Regions from separate parts of the Homo sapiens genome. Here regions 1, 2 and 3 are each linked to region 4. Evidence: chromatin contacts called from ENCODE Hi-C or POLR2A ChIA-PET data. All regions are on one chromosome and are shown on one strand. Each heading gives the region's core, a stretch centred on a gene start or an enhancer-like site at or near the end of the contact. The rest is flanking DNA. Distances are from core to core; before and after follow the strand shown.

Evidence for each region. A loop is a pair of places that touch in the nucleus more often than their neighbours do. ChIA-PET counts read pairs that join two places held with the same protein, here RNA polymerase II (POLR2A). Pooled maps may share reads with other maps.
Region 1: a loop to region 4 is called in a map of CD4-positive, alpha-beta T cell, with 13 times the contacts of the local background. The contact joins the promoter of TRIM24 here to the promoter of SLC37A3 in region 4. A Hi-C loop is called at or near these places in 2 of 168 maps with a recorded cell type or tissue (CD4-positive, alpha-beta T cell and naive thymus-derived CD4-positive, alpha-beta T cell) and 6 of 50 pooled maps.
Region 2: a pooled map shows a loop between it and region 4 (7-fold over the local background). The contact joins the promoter of IFT56 here to the promoter of SLC37A3 in region 4. A Hi-C loop is called at or near these places in 1 of 168 maps with a recorded cell type or tissue (adrenal gland), 3 of 37 single-sample maps with no recorded cell type and 2 of 50 pooled maps. POLR2A ChIA-PET finds 5 or more read pairs at or near these places in 1 of 52 experiments (activated CD4-positive, alpha-beta memory T cell).
Region 3: a loop to region 4 is called in a map of CD8-positive, alpha-beta T cell, with 3 times the contacts of the local background. The contact joins the promoter of AGK-DT here to the promoter of SLC37A3 in region 4. A Hi-C loop is called at or near these places in 1 of 168 maps with a recorded cell type or tissue (CD8-positive, alpha-beta T cell) and 10 of 50 pooled maps. POLR2A ChIA-PET finds 5 or more read pairs at or near these places in 3 of 52 experiments (B cell, activated B cell and activated T-cell).

What each region holds. Positions count from the first base shown.
Region 1 is chr7:138,458,770-138,462,072 of GRCh38, forward strand. It overlaps TRIM24 (tripartite motif containing 24), which reads left to right and starts at 1,490. Exons shown (of 19, transcript NM_015905.3): 1 at 1,490-2,143. The coding sequence starts at 1,780. RefSeq lists enhancers at 1-455, 859-1,641 and silencers at 1,152-1,541, 1,602-1,851, 1,882-2,361.
Region 2 is chr7:139,132,115-139,135,541 of GRCh38, forward strand. IFT56 (intraflagellar transport 56) reads left to right here and starts at 1,664. Exons shown (of 18, transcript NM_024926.4): 1 at 1,664-1,746; 2 at 2,541-2,678. The coding sequence starts at 1,744. RefSeq lists enhancers at 1,489-1,783, 1,501-1,680.
Region 3 is chr7:141,549,333-141,552,789 of GRCh38, forward strand. It overlaps AGK-DT (AGK divergent transcript), which reads right to left and starts at 2,012. Exons shown (of 6, transcript NR_183408.1): 1 at 1,812-2,012. AGK (acylglycerol kinase) reads left to right here and starts at 2,078. Exons shown (of 16, transcript NM_018238.4): 1 at 2,078-2,102. RefSeq lists silencers at 1,873-1,962, 2,143-2,322.
Region 4 is chr7:140,397,280-140,400,501 of GRCh38, forward strand. It overlaps SLC37A3 (solute carrier family 37 member 3), which reads right to left and starts at 1,251. Exons shown (of 15, transcript NM_207113.3): 1 at 1,137-1,251. RefSeq lists silencers at 789-1,058, 1,169-1,398.

The DNA.
Region 1 (3,303 bases), core at 240-2,739, 1.9 Mb before region 4:
GAGTGGGTGAAGACCTGTGGGACAGACTTCCGTTTCTGGACCCACCCAGGTCAGAATCACTTGAGATGCTATCAAAATTGAATAACTGAATACGGAGGTGGCCCAAGCACCTGTTTTTCACTAAGCTTCTCAAGTTATTCTTATGCAAACTAAGGTTTAAGAGCTACTTCCATGCAAAAAAACAAACAAACAAAAAATCCCAAGCTTAAACAGGAACCAATGGGTGGGGGAGGCGGGAAGAGCTGTTGAATGTCTTGTGATTAAGTAAAAGAACCTCTCACTTGAGGCCTACGGAGGTTGTGTTTAAGGGCAAGGTCTTGAAGGAAGGCTACGTTGCCTAGCCCTCCCCCATTGCCATCCCATATAGTCCTCCAGGAAAACTGTGATTTTAGCAAAGCCTTTCATGACCCACTCCATCTTTCTCTAAAGTCCAGTACCGCTTCATTAGTATTGACAAAAAAAAAAAAAAAAGGTAAATACTTCTTAAAGTTACGTGTTACAAAATCTTGTTTCCTTCATTCCGTTTCTATTCTTCAAGTTCCTTAAAAGCTGCGCCATTTTTTGAGTGAAAAATGTGCGTAACTTCTGATATCAGCGTAGAGAGGTGAGGGAGGGAGGGAGGGAATAAAATAAGAGGGAGGGAGGAAATACAAAAGAATCCTGAAGTTATGAATTATTTGGGTAACAGTATTGAGGTTTATTTTTGCTTAATGATGCTATATTTATGCAATAAAAACATTTGTCAATCTGTATTAATTCCTGGGAAAACGAACCACTTTTAGTCACTTAAAAAGCAAATCACTGACTTTAAAAATTAATTTCACCTTTTTCATTGGGGAAACCCTTTAAAAATTTCCAACTTGCACGAGAACTTCCCCCCCTTATTCTTCATACTCATTCATTCTAGAGATGAGTAAAATTAGGTTGCAATATCCCTGCTGCCTCCAGAGTACCTCTTTCACACAGTATTTTAAAAAATTATTTCCTTGTTTGCTCTTCAGTACCTCCACTCCTTCCTCCTGTGACCCTCCGACCATATTTACTCCTCCTACAAGACCAGGTCTCCAGTAATGAAATCAGTTTTCCAAGCAGTTACTTAATTAACGGCATTGAGTAGACAAGTGAGGTCCCGCCCCCTAGGAGGAGCTAACACCGCGGACCGAATCAGGCGGATGGTCGTTAACAAATGAACCCTTAATCTTTTCAGAGGAGGAAACATACACAAAGGCCCAATCAGAAGCCGCGATTTCAGGCGTCCGGAGGGGGCGGGGCTGGGCAAGCACCTCCCACTTCCCAACCTCCCGCCGCGGCCGACGGAGCCTCGCGGGCTCCAACAGGTCCCGCCCCCTCGCCAGGCGCGGCCGCTATTGGGCGGCGCGCTCCACACCGAAGCCTCAGTTGCTGGGAGAGGGAGGGCGGGGGCGGGGGCGGGGCCTGAGGTGGGCCAGGGGGATGAAGAGAAAGGCGGGGAGGCAAGGGCGGGCTGGGCGTATTCCACGAGCGCCTCGGCGGTTGGCGAAGCGGACGGGGTGCAGCCTCCCCGGTGCGAGGAACGGTCTCCGCTGACAGATACCCTCCTTCCGGCCGCGCCACTCGGGAGGCGGATCCCGTGGGCCTGAGGAGGCTTCCCCCGCCCGGTTTGCTTTCCCTCCCTCGCTGGCGCTGCCGCGAGTCCACCGAGCGGCCTCTGAGGAGCAGCCGCAGGAGGAGGAGGAGGTCGTCGGGGGCGGCGGGCGGAGACCGCGCTCTCGCTTCCCCGGCGGCGGCAAGGGCAGGACAATGGAGGTGGCGGTGGAGAAGGCGGTGGCGGCGGCGGCAGCGGCCTCGGCTGCGGCCTCCGGGGGGCCCTCGGCGGCGCCGAGCGGGGAGAACGAGGCCGAGAGTCGGCAGGGCCCGGACTCGGAGCGCGGCGGCGAGGCGGCCCGGCTCAACCTGTTGGACACTTGCGCCGTGTGCCACCAGAACATCCAGAGCCGGGCGCCCAAGCTGCTGCCCTGCCTGCACTCTTTCTGCCAGCGCTGCCTGCCCGCGCCCCAGCGCTACCTCATGCTGCCCGCGCCCATGCTGGGCTCGGCCGAGACCCCGCCACCCGTCCCTGCCCCCGGCTCGCCGGTCAGCGGCTCGTCGCCGTTCGCCACCCAAGGTGAGAACCGGCCGCGGCCGCTGGGGAGCCCGGGGAGAGGGCCAGGAGGGGGCGGGCGCCCTTGTGCGGCGCGACCCGCTGTCATGTCGCCGCCGCCCGGGGTGCGCGGCGGGGGAGGGGCGAGCAGGAGGGTCTGTGCTGGCGACGGTGACATGGAGGGCCCGCGCTCTGCGGCGTGTCGCGCTCGGCCAGCAACTTCCCCGGGCGCTGTGGACTTGACCGCGCCGCCGCCGCCGCCGCTGCTCCGCATTCTCAACAGCCGGGCGGCCCCTGCCACTCGCACTTTTGCAGACCTCTGTCGGAGTCTCCTGCAGCCGGAATCTCGGGTTCTTTGCCGGCTGCAGCCAGTTAACTGCTACCCGCCCGCTGCCTCCACAAAGCTTTGTCCAGGTCCATATGATCCTGATCATCTCGTCTATACTCACGTTATTTGAGCTGCAGGGGAGAAGGGAGGGATGAAGATGAAGTGATGGTGACTTTCTTTGATGATTGATTGCAGATCGGATGTCATTTATTTCTTATCTTGCATGTTTGGGGCTCTTTACCTTAATGAGTTCCCAGTTCTCTTCCCTCTCCTCTGCTGGGGACAAAGGAACCAAGAGACGTTGTTTTGTTGTGTGTCTCTTTCAAAGGTTTTATTTTGAGACGGCGAAGAGAAATAATACAAAGTGATTTGGGTTTTCTGGTATTTTATAGATAAAGCTGGAAGTTACTGTTCTCTTTGTGGTGTTTATTACTGTAAAATTAGACTTTTGACAGGTGTTCCATTGCTAACTTTGACAGGTTTGAAACATTTAAAGTAAGTTTGAGTACAGTTTCGGGTAGAACACTTGGCGGTTTTTAAATTTTATTATTGCAAATATTTGAGCACCTCCTTTTTAAAAATACAGTGTAACTGGAAAAGCATTTTTAATACTTTTTAGAGGAAATAGTTGATTTAGTTTGAAATAAAATGCTAATTAAGTAATTATGCTAGGTCAAGGGGCGTATGAAATGGATACTTCAAATAGATTGTGGGCTGAGACTCATTTATTTGACTGCATGTTAGGAGCAGTATCCACTTGTAGGAGACAGTTTTCCGTGGGTCTCCGTTTCTTCACTCTTGCCAGCACCCTTGCCAGCGAGATACTGACTGCCCTTTGTTTCTATTTTTTCACGGA
Region 2 (3,427 bases), core at 414-2,913, 1.3 Mb before region 4:
TCTGTGCTATGACAGAAACTGAATGCTGTGTTTATATCCCAGATGAATCAAATAACGTCACCAAATTAATAACTGATTTGAAAAACTCTAATAATTAACCTTTCGGATCCAAAACCCTCTCTAAGCTACTGGTTAAGTAATTGATTTGGATCTTGGGGAACTTGGTGGCAAAAGCTGTTATGTATTTTAGGAATTATCATAGTTTGTGTTTTGTCTTGCCTTTGTCTGCAGAGCTGTTATGGTATTTATCTGCAATTGGGTCAACACACAGCTGAGAAAATGTGTAGAACAAAGACTACTCAGAGAATTGTTTGATTGAAGAGGCAGCCGTGTAGCCTGAATCAGGTTCCAGAACTACTTTCTCTTGTTGCTTTATAATTCGGACTTGGTCCTTTCCAATTTCCCCTCCTCCCTGGGATGTGACTGCCAGGAAGGGGCCTTCCTAGTGACATGAGGTTTGATCAAATACACGGCCTGAGAATATAATTCTTCTATAATGCTTTCTCTGAAAGCTTTTGAAGAAAAGGGGAAAATGTGAAAAGAAAATTTCAGCACTTTCCAAACGTACTATGCCAAGGGGAAAAGTTAAGCCCTGTAAACTAAATCACAGAACATGGCTGTTTTTCTTCTCTGGTGCATGACTGTTGCTTCCTGATCTTTGTGTTGATGTTATATATTAACCAGATTTTTTATTCTTTATTCAGACTAAATGACGTTGGAGATAGAGACCCTTGTGATTGTTACCTCTTTACAATAGAATATTAAACAACCCCCTTACAGTGTAATCAATAGTAGTGAATTGAATCTTCTGTGTACGTTAGCCTCATCTAGAAAATGCTGTAATTACGTACAGCACTCCTGTTTTTGGTGATATAAATGACCCTCACCTTTCCCTGCATCAGGGAGCACTGATCACCATTCTTTGCTGTCAGTGGTTCCCGGGATAGCCGCCCTCACACTTTGCACTTGAATAAACTCTTTCAACTGGATCCCTGAGCTTTTTGGTTATTTTAGGCTGACATTAGTTAACTAACAAGATGTTAGTTCTTCAGTCTGTTAATTCTGAGGGGTTGACCAGAGGTCCTGTAAGGTCCCTTCCAACTCTAACATTCCACGATTTCGTGAATTTAAAGACTGTGGTTGCCCCTGTATTAACTGGGTTCAGGAGTAAGATAGATAAATTAAGTCATCCAATCGACAAATATTTATTACAGTTCTCTATTGTGTGTAGGTGTATCTGTGGAAATAGGAAACTGTATTTTGGTGCACTCCTGCTTCCAAATCACAGAACTACAACTCCTTCAGCAGAAATTTTCTAAGCTTCCCGCACCAGCCAGAGACCAAGATTCTGCGGTGCACATAGTCAAGGGTTGCTATGGAGTCCAACACGGCCCCAAACAGAAGTGGTCCCTGAAAATTTCTTTCCCAGAAAACTTGCATTTGAAAAACAATGCCATTCCAATTCGCCTTTTCCTAAAGTAAACTCATAAATAGAGACAACCAAACTTTCGCTCTCAGCCCAGAGAACGACGCTCTCCTCCCAAGAGGAACCTCGGCTCTTCCGCGGCAGAAGCTGCACGGAACCAAGAAGCCGCGGGCGCTGGTTCTCCAACGAGCTTTTCTCCCGTTCGTACCAGCGTCCAGGCGGGGTTACCGTGGAGACAGAACGTGCTGTGTGGATGCGGCGAAACGCTGAGGCGCGGCCTTCGCTGTGTGGTGGGGACTCACAAGACCGACGTCAAGATGGTTAGTGGCTCTGAATAGTAAGGGAGTACTTTGAGTAGGTCCTGAGGCTGGCGATTAGAGGTTCCCAGCACACTTCTGTGTGAAGTCTAGGTGTGTCCGCAGAGAGTAATCCCCAGCTCTCCCTGTGTTCCCACGGGGGACAGGGATGCAACTGTAAATACCTCGGTGCTTTCTTCCCTCCTGCTTTTCCGTTTACTCACATTTAAACCACTCGTGGGATGGGAAGCAGAGGAAGGGAAAGCTGAGATGACAGAAGCAATGCGAAAGCATCTCTAGCCAGAGAAGATAAAAGTTGGGAGTAGCTGTTTGGTCCTTCCTAAGTATTGGCTGATGGCTCTTCTAGTAGAATACCTGTTACAAAACGAGTTTGAATAGGCTTCCCTGGGGTTCGTTGTTAAGGATTTGACTTATAATTTTTTTTTTTTTTTTGAGATGGAGGCTCGCTTTGTCGCCCAGGTTGGAGTGCAGTGGCGCGATCTTGGCTCACTGCAACCTCTGCCTCTAGGTTCAAGCGTTTCTTCTGCCTCAGCCTCCCGAGTAGCTGGGACTACAGGCGCATGCCACCACGCCCGGCTAATTTTTGTATTTTTAGTAGAGATGCGGTGTCACCATATTGACCAGGCTGGTCTCCAACTCCTGACCTCGTGATCCGCCGCCTTCGCCTCTCAAAGTGCTGGGATTACAGGCATGAGCCACTGTGCCCGGCCTTGACTTATAAATTACAGAGCTGTCACTCTCAGTTTAAATCTGATAATCAGAATTGGACCATACAGCTGTCTTTGTTTCTTTTACAGATGCTTTCAAGGGCCAAACCTGCTGTAGGCAGAGGCGTACAGCACACTGACAAAAGAAAGAAGAAAGGTAGGAAGATTCCAAAACTAGAGGAGCTACTTTCAAAAAGAGATTTCACTGGAGCTATTACCCTGTTGGAGGTAATGCCCAAAGAACGTTGCTTCTTAGTGTATGAATACCAGACTGTAGATGAATGCTTGGGTGAATGCTGTTTGCTATGCTCTTGAAATAGGTGGGTGCATTCTGGGGCTTCCTGTACAAATCCCCTGTAAATCTAGTCAGGCACAGATTCCAGATTCCAAGTTAGCTATAAACCTGATAAAAAACGAACTAAAAAACTAAACTTGGCCGGGCGCGGTGGCTCATGCCTGTAATTCCAGCACTTCGGGAGGCCGAGACGGGCAGATCACAAGGTCAAGAGATCGAGACCATCCTGGCCAACATGGTGAAACCCCGTCTCTATTGAAAATACAAAAATTAGCTGGGCATGGTGGCACGTGTCTGTAGTCCCAGCTACTCGGGAGGCTGAGGCTGGAGAATCGCTTGAACCCGGGAGGCGGAGGTTGCAGTGAGCCAAGATCATGCCACTGCACTCCAGCCTGGCTACAAGGCGAGACTCCGTCTCAAAAAAAAAAAAAAAAAAAAACAAAACAAAACTTATTTCTTGAGGGCCACTTTTGAGTATGTCTAGTTCACCAACAGTGATTACAATCTAAAAATATGAAGGGACCTTTTATACAATGTCATTTCACACATTGCTTATCCCAACCCTTGACCAATGTATGATTTTTTCCTATTATGTGTTCTAAAATTTTGATCAAACTTAAATAATTCTAACATGCTTACGGTTGAAAATATAGCCCCAGAAAATATTTCAAATCTCCATGGC
Region 3 (3,457 bases), core at 762-3,261, 1.2 Mb after region 4:
GGCAATCCACCCATCTTGGCCTCCCAAAGTGCTGGGATTACAGGCTTGAGCCACTGCGCCCAGCCTAACAGAAGTTCTTGGGGCTGCCTAAGTCAGAGTGTCAGGTTTCTGTTGGGCTGCAGGAACCCATTCAGGGCTGGCTAGAGCTTGTGCCTGATTATTCTGGAATCTGAATGCATCCTAGTAAAATGGTATTTGGAAGAGAGTAGAATTGGTATAGGTCTCCAAAACTCCAACCTACACATCTGCCTGCAGGTGTGTATTCAGATTCCCTTAATCTCCTATATTTCCATCCTTCTTCATCCTTCATCAAAGCTGACCTTTTCTTATTTGGGGAACCACTTTCATGCTGAAGCCCTAAAGCATACGCTGAGTCTGACCCTTGGAACATCAAAATCAAGTCTCAGATTTTTCTAGCCTGCAGGTGAGCAGTTCAGAAGCTTATTTCCAAACACAAACGCTTTAGATAGTTGGAAAAGAGGAACTGAAAATAATGGTCTTCCATACCCTATGACAACATTTTAGAGCTAGAAGGGTTTTTTTTTAATAGTAATGTTCTCAGTCCCCTAGTTTACAGATGGAGACTCAGGAGAGAGGGCTAGAAATTTCTTGCTACTAAACAGTGTGGCCCAATGGATTGGTGCACCCTGGCATAAGGAATATGTTTACTGCACCATAGCCTCATTGAAGGTCCCCGCCCCGGCCTTTTTTTTTTGAAGCATTCACCTAGGGAGACATAGGTAGGATGCATGTCTACACGTAGGAAATGTGCAGACTAGATAGCAAGCTCCATGGGGCAGGAACCATGAAGGGCCTTGTACCTGAGCATACCCCCAGTGCCTGATGCAGGGCCTAGTGCACACTCAAATGTTGGTTGACTGGCCGGGTGCGATGGCTCATGCCTATAATCGTAGCACTTTGGGAGGCCAAGGCGGGCAGATCGCTTGAGGTCAGGAGTTCGAGACCAGCCTGGCCAACGTGACAAAACCCCCGTCTTTACTAAAAATACAAAAAAATTTAGCTGGGCCTGGTGGCACACACCTGTAATCCCAGTTACTCGGGAGGCTGAGGCACAAGAATTGCTTGAACCCGGGAAGCAGAGGCTGCAGTGAGCTGAGATTGCACCACTGCACTAGCGCCTGAGCCACAGAGTGAGACCCTGTCTAAAAAAAAAAAAAAGTTGGCAGACTGAATGCTGGAAAGAAGAAGGACCTGGCTTTGTCCCCACACCAATCTGGTGGGCGAGTACAGAATGTAAACTGTCTGGAGGTTGGCATTGGCCTAGCTTCTCCGTTGCTCTCTTGTTCTCTAGAATCCAATCAAGCACCTGTGGCCAGAGAGCTGTGTGAAATGGAAACCAGTCCCACCAGCCCCTGATTGCACCCCCGCAATGTCTTCTCGCCCTGTTTAATGTCATGTCCAAACTCCTGGCCGCCGTGGCCTGTCTCCACCTCTCCAGCTTCCTCGCTTGGCCTGTCTCCTTAGCTCTCTCTGTCTCACCCACACTGGCCTGCAACTCGCCAGAGTGCCCCAGGCTTTTCAGCTTTTGCACGGGCCCTTCCCTCTCCAGGCTCTCTCCCCTGGATCTTTGCTTCAGCTGCTCCTTCTTGACATCCAGGTCTCAGACCAATGGCCCCTTACTCAGAAGGCCTAGCGCAGGCCGCCTAATTTCACACAGTTCTCCCCCTTCCCGCACTGCCTTCCATCACCTCGTTTCATTTTCTTCGTGGCACGGAGCACCATCTCCAATGGCCTTGTTCATTTAGTTAATTTATTTTCCGACTTAGTTCCAGGTGCTAAAACAGTGTTACCTTGGCAGGCTTCCCATCAAATATTGTTGCGCAAAGGATGGATGGATGAAAGGAAGAGTGAGCCAATAAACGAGGGAACGCCGGGAAAGGCAGCCTCAAGCCGGTGGGCCCTGCCACCCCCACCGTCCCTGAGCATCCGAGCCGGTTCCCGCCCCCGGCCCGAACTGGCCCGCGCGCGCTCGCAGCCCCGCGGCGGAACCCGAGGGCGGCGGCAGCGGTTTCCCTTGAACGAGCCGGGGAATCTGGAGGGAGCACACAGGAAAGGCAGAGCCGCGAGCTGGACCAGCCGTGGTGAGTGCAGCGGCGCCCAGGCGGGGAGCGCAGTGCGGGTCGCTGGGACTGAGCGCGCGAGCGGGGTGGGAGTCGGGATGGGGGCCCGGGGCGCTGGGCGGAGCCTCTGGAGTCGCGCTGGGCCGAGAGCCGCGGGGACCCAAGCATCAGGGGTCGTGGGTGCAGGCGGCGGCGCGGCTTGAGGGTAGGGGGTGCGGGCCTGGCCGGCGCGGCAGGGGAGGGCCTCGCGCGGATCCCGTGGTCACGGCGGGAGTCAGCTGTCCTGGGTTCGAGTCCCAGAGCTGTCGCTAACTTGTGGACCCCCCTCACTTCGTCCCTTGGGCTTCAGCATAGCCCTTTGCAAAATGGGGCCAATAGTATCAGATCCATTGATGGGTTGGTTGGTTCATTCATTCTGGCGCTTTACTAGGTTCTGGTGCTGCAGATGGATAGACGAACTTGCCCATGAGGGGTTCACTATCTAGTAAGAAAAACATTTCCACCTGGATACTCCACAGGCGTGTCAAATTCAGTATCTCCTAAACCGCACTACTTTTCTCCACAAACCTACCACTCAAATCTAAATGACTGAAATCACTATTCAACCAGTCACCCAAGCACAAAAACCTGGCTTGGTTCCTCCTCTCTCACTTACTACAGTCAATGGACCACCAACTGCTGCCAATTTCTACTTTCTAAAGCTTTCCAAATCCATCCTTTATCTTGGTTTGTTCTTTTAGGAGCCTACAGATTATGGCAATAACTTCCTAATGGTTCTCTTTAGCTTTAATTTTAGCTTCTTCCAGTTCATTTTTCATTCTGCTATAAAGTGGTCTTTTAACAGTTCAAATATGATTATATCACTCACCTGCTTAAAGCCCATTAAAGGTTTTTCATTGTCTTCAAAATAATAGCCAAAGTCCTTAGTGTGGGTTCAAGGTCTTTTCTAATCCCACCTGGTCTTCAATCCTTTATCTCTAAACCACTGTTTCTCAAAGTCTGGTATAGTGGTGACCTCCATTGCAACCAACATGGGAGTACTTGTTAACAAGTGAAGATGACAGCTTAATTCCAGAACAAATGAGACTCTTGCGGGAAGGGGCAGTTCCCAGGATTCTGTGTTTTTAACAAGTTCTGCACTAAAGGTTGAGAACCCCTGTTCTAGACACTCCAATTTTTACTCCGCTGTTGATGAGATTCAGGACACACTGCCGCAAAATATGACTCGTTGGCATTAGAGGAAACAACTGAAGCAGGAAAGTCACTTTGTGTCTTCCCACTTTTCTCCCCTGAAGCAGGCCATAAAAGAATTGTTTGACCTTCTTCTGTATAAGACCCTTCAGTGAGAGGTGCTCATCCTGTAAGTATAGGATCGA
Region 4 (3,222 bases), core at 1-2,500:
GCCTCCCAGGTTCAAGCGATTCTCCTGCCTCAGCCTCCCGAGTAGCTGGGATTACAGGCATGCGCCACGACGCCCAGCTAATCTTTGTATTTTTAGTAGAGACGGGGTTTCACCATGTTGGCCAGGCTGGTCTTGAACTCCTGACCTCAAGGAATCCACAGGCCTCGGCCTCCCAAAGTGCTGGGATTACAGGCATGAGACACCGCGCCCAACCCGAAGCTCAATTTCCTCATGTATTAATTAAATGAGATAATTTATATGGAGTTCTTAGTATAGAGCCTAGTATCCAAGAAACATCAAACAAACTGAAAAGAAATCATTTAAGCACCAAAGCACTGAAGACATTCCCTTCAACAACTGTTATATATATTTATGTATGTATAAATTTGTGTAAAGGTAGAAATAAACCGGTGGACAAAAAGATAACAACTGAATGATTTTGCTCACCCCAGGAACCACTCCTCCCTATAAACTATAAACTTTTCAGTAAGAGTTACCACGAGATAGCCTACCATCTTACATTTCAAAAAAACACTAAAAACTCCGGGGACACATTCCCATTATCTCCTGTCAAAACTGAGAATAAACAGAACACACCCTGCGAAGAATAAGGAGGGAATGACGAATAATTTGACCAAATTCCTTGACTGAGTTCATGCTAGTTACCAGAAAACAAAACCAGTCACTCACTGAGACCACGCTTCTTCTCTGACCTCTATACATCCTTTCCAAAGAGCTTCCTTCCCCACCTACCTGAAAAGCATCCCCTCTCCCCTGGTCCGAACGACAAGCCCTTTTCTGATCAAGTCAGAATCTCCCAGACCCACGGCCGGAGGACAGGCGGGCGAGGAGCACAAAAGCCTCTGCCGCATGGATCGGGGCCGGGCCGCAGGGTCCCCCGGGGGTCCTTCTCCTCCCCATCCACCCCATCGCAGCCTCCCCGTGACGGCCGGGACCCCAGGCCCGGGCCCAGGGAGGAGAAGGAGGGGGCGAGCGGCCGACCCTGCCTGGGCGCCCCACCCAAGGGGGGCCGCCACCTACATCTCCCCACCGCCCTCCCGACCCGGGAAGCCCCTCGGATTGGACCCGCCCCCGCCCCAGCAGGTCTTCGGCCCCACGCATCACCGCTTGCGCACCCGAGATCCGCAGTGGTCGCCGCTCTCCAGCCCCGGCTCCGCTCGCCGGGTCAGCTTGGCTCCGCTGCCCGCCTCCCCCGCCGCCAGCTCACCCCTGGCGGTGCGACCAGGGTTTCCGGACGCCCACGTGACCCTCCCGTCGCGGGGCACGCTGGGAGTTGTAGTCCCGCCACGCGGCCTCACCTGCCGGCGCGGAGGAGGGCGAGGAGGGCGGAGGCTGGGAGCCCACAGAACTCTGCTGCTGCGGACCTGGCCAGTAATGTTAGCTGCAAAAGACGAGAGGTAGAGAGAAGAAATGATATGGGGAGAACTGGTGCATCCTTTTTTTTTTTTTTTTTTTTTTTTTTTCAAAAAAGCGGTATTCGGTCTTTGTTTTTATAAAAAGTAACGTGCTGCTAAGTGTGCTACTGACCGGCCTAAATTTTAGGTGTCTAATTAAATGCAGGCCGGGCACAGTGGGCTCACGCCTGTAATCCAACACTTTAGGAGGTCGAGAAGGGAGGATCACTTGAACCCAGTAGTTCAAGACCAGCCTTAGCAACATAGCCAGACCCCATCTCTACAAAAAATGTTAAAATTAGCCAGGAGTAGTGGCATGTGCCTGTGGTCCCTGCTACTGGGGCGACCGAGGTGCGAGGATCGCTTGAGCCCAAAAGTTTGAGGCTGGCAGCTGTGATTGCTCCACTGCACCAGCCTGGGCAACAGAACGAGACCCTGCCTCCAAAAAAAAAAAATCCAACACAAGTGTCTCACACCTGTAATCCTAACACTTTGGGAGGCCGAAGTAGGAGCATCATTTGAGAACAAGAGTTTGAGACCAGCCTGGGCAAGGTAGTGAGAGCCGCCCCCCATCCACCACCACCACCGCCGCCACCGTTTCTTAAATAAAGGGAAAAAATACAGACACTTGTTCGAATTTTAAAGAAAAAAAACTTCTCTTAATCCAGAAAATCTCCACAACAACCATTACATACCTGTTCTCAAGATAAACAATCACTAGTCTTCAAATAACAGAACTTGACAACACCTTTTGTCAAACATAGTTCCTCCTTACTTAATAGTAGTAATTGGGGAGACCACTCATGTTGGCTTTATCCAGAAGCAAAACAAACTTCGCATAACTTTTTGTTGTTGTTGTTCGTTTTTTAAACTTCGCATATCTTTTTGTTTGTTTGTTTTTTGTTTTTGAGACGGAGTCTTGCTCTGTTACCCAGGCTGGAGTGCAGTGGCGTGATCTCAGCTCACTGCAAGCTCCGCCTCCCGGGTTCAAGGGATTCTCCTGCCTCAGCCTCCCGAATAGCTGGGACTACAGGCGCCCGCCACCACGCCTGGCTAATTTTTTTGTATTTTTAGTAGAGACGGGGTTTCACCGTGTTAGCCAGGATGGTCTCGATCTCCTGACCTCGTGATCTGCCCTCCTTGGCCTCCCAAAGTTCTAGCATTACAGGTGTGAGCCACCGCAGCCGGCCAAAGTTCGCATATCTTTATAGCAGGAGGTAGTTTTACAAATTGGAGCAAGGCGCCCATACCCACTAATTTAGTCTCTTACCCTCATGTAGGAACTGGAAGATACAGGCACTAACTCACGTCTGAATTTCAAAAAGATGACCCCCAAGTCCTTGAGGATACATTTCTGAGTTGTGATACTGGCAAGAGGCTCATTTCGCCGTTATAAAGATTTGTGTACATTCGAAAAGGACAGAGAAAGAAATTTTGAAGGAACAGAGAGAAGGCTGAGAAGTCTCTTTATTTTCAGCAGAGGAATTAAGCCTGTTATTTTTCATTTTTATTTGCCCTTATACAGTGGTAGTTTTGTTTCTAGCCCTTATACAGTGGTAGTTTTGTCTCTAGGCATCCAAGGAGAAATATGATGTCAGGGTGAGCAAAAATAAATGAGCCAAATATGTTACTTTTATTTTTAAAAATATATTGTGAATCGTTTATTTTTCAGCCTAAAAAAGGTAGCAAATTCTGACACATACTACAACATAGACGAACCTTCAAAAACATTATGCTAAGTGAAATAAGTCAGACATAAAAGGACCAGTACAGTACAGTTCCACTTATATGAGGTAGCCAGAGTAGT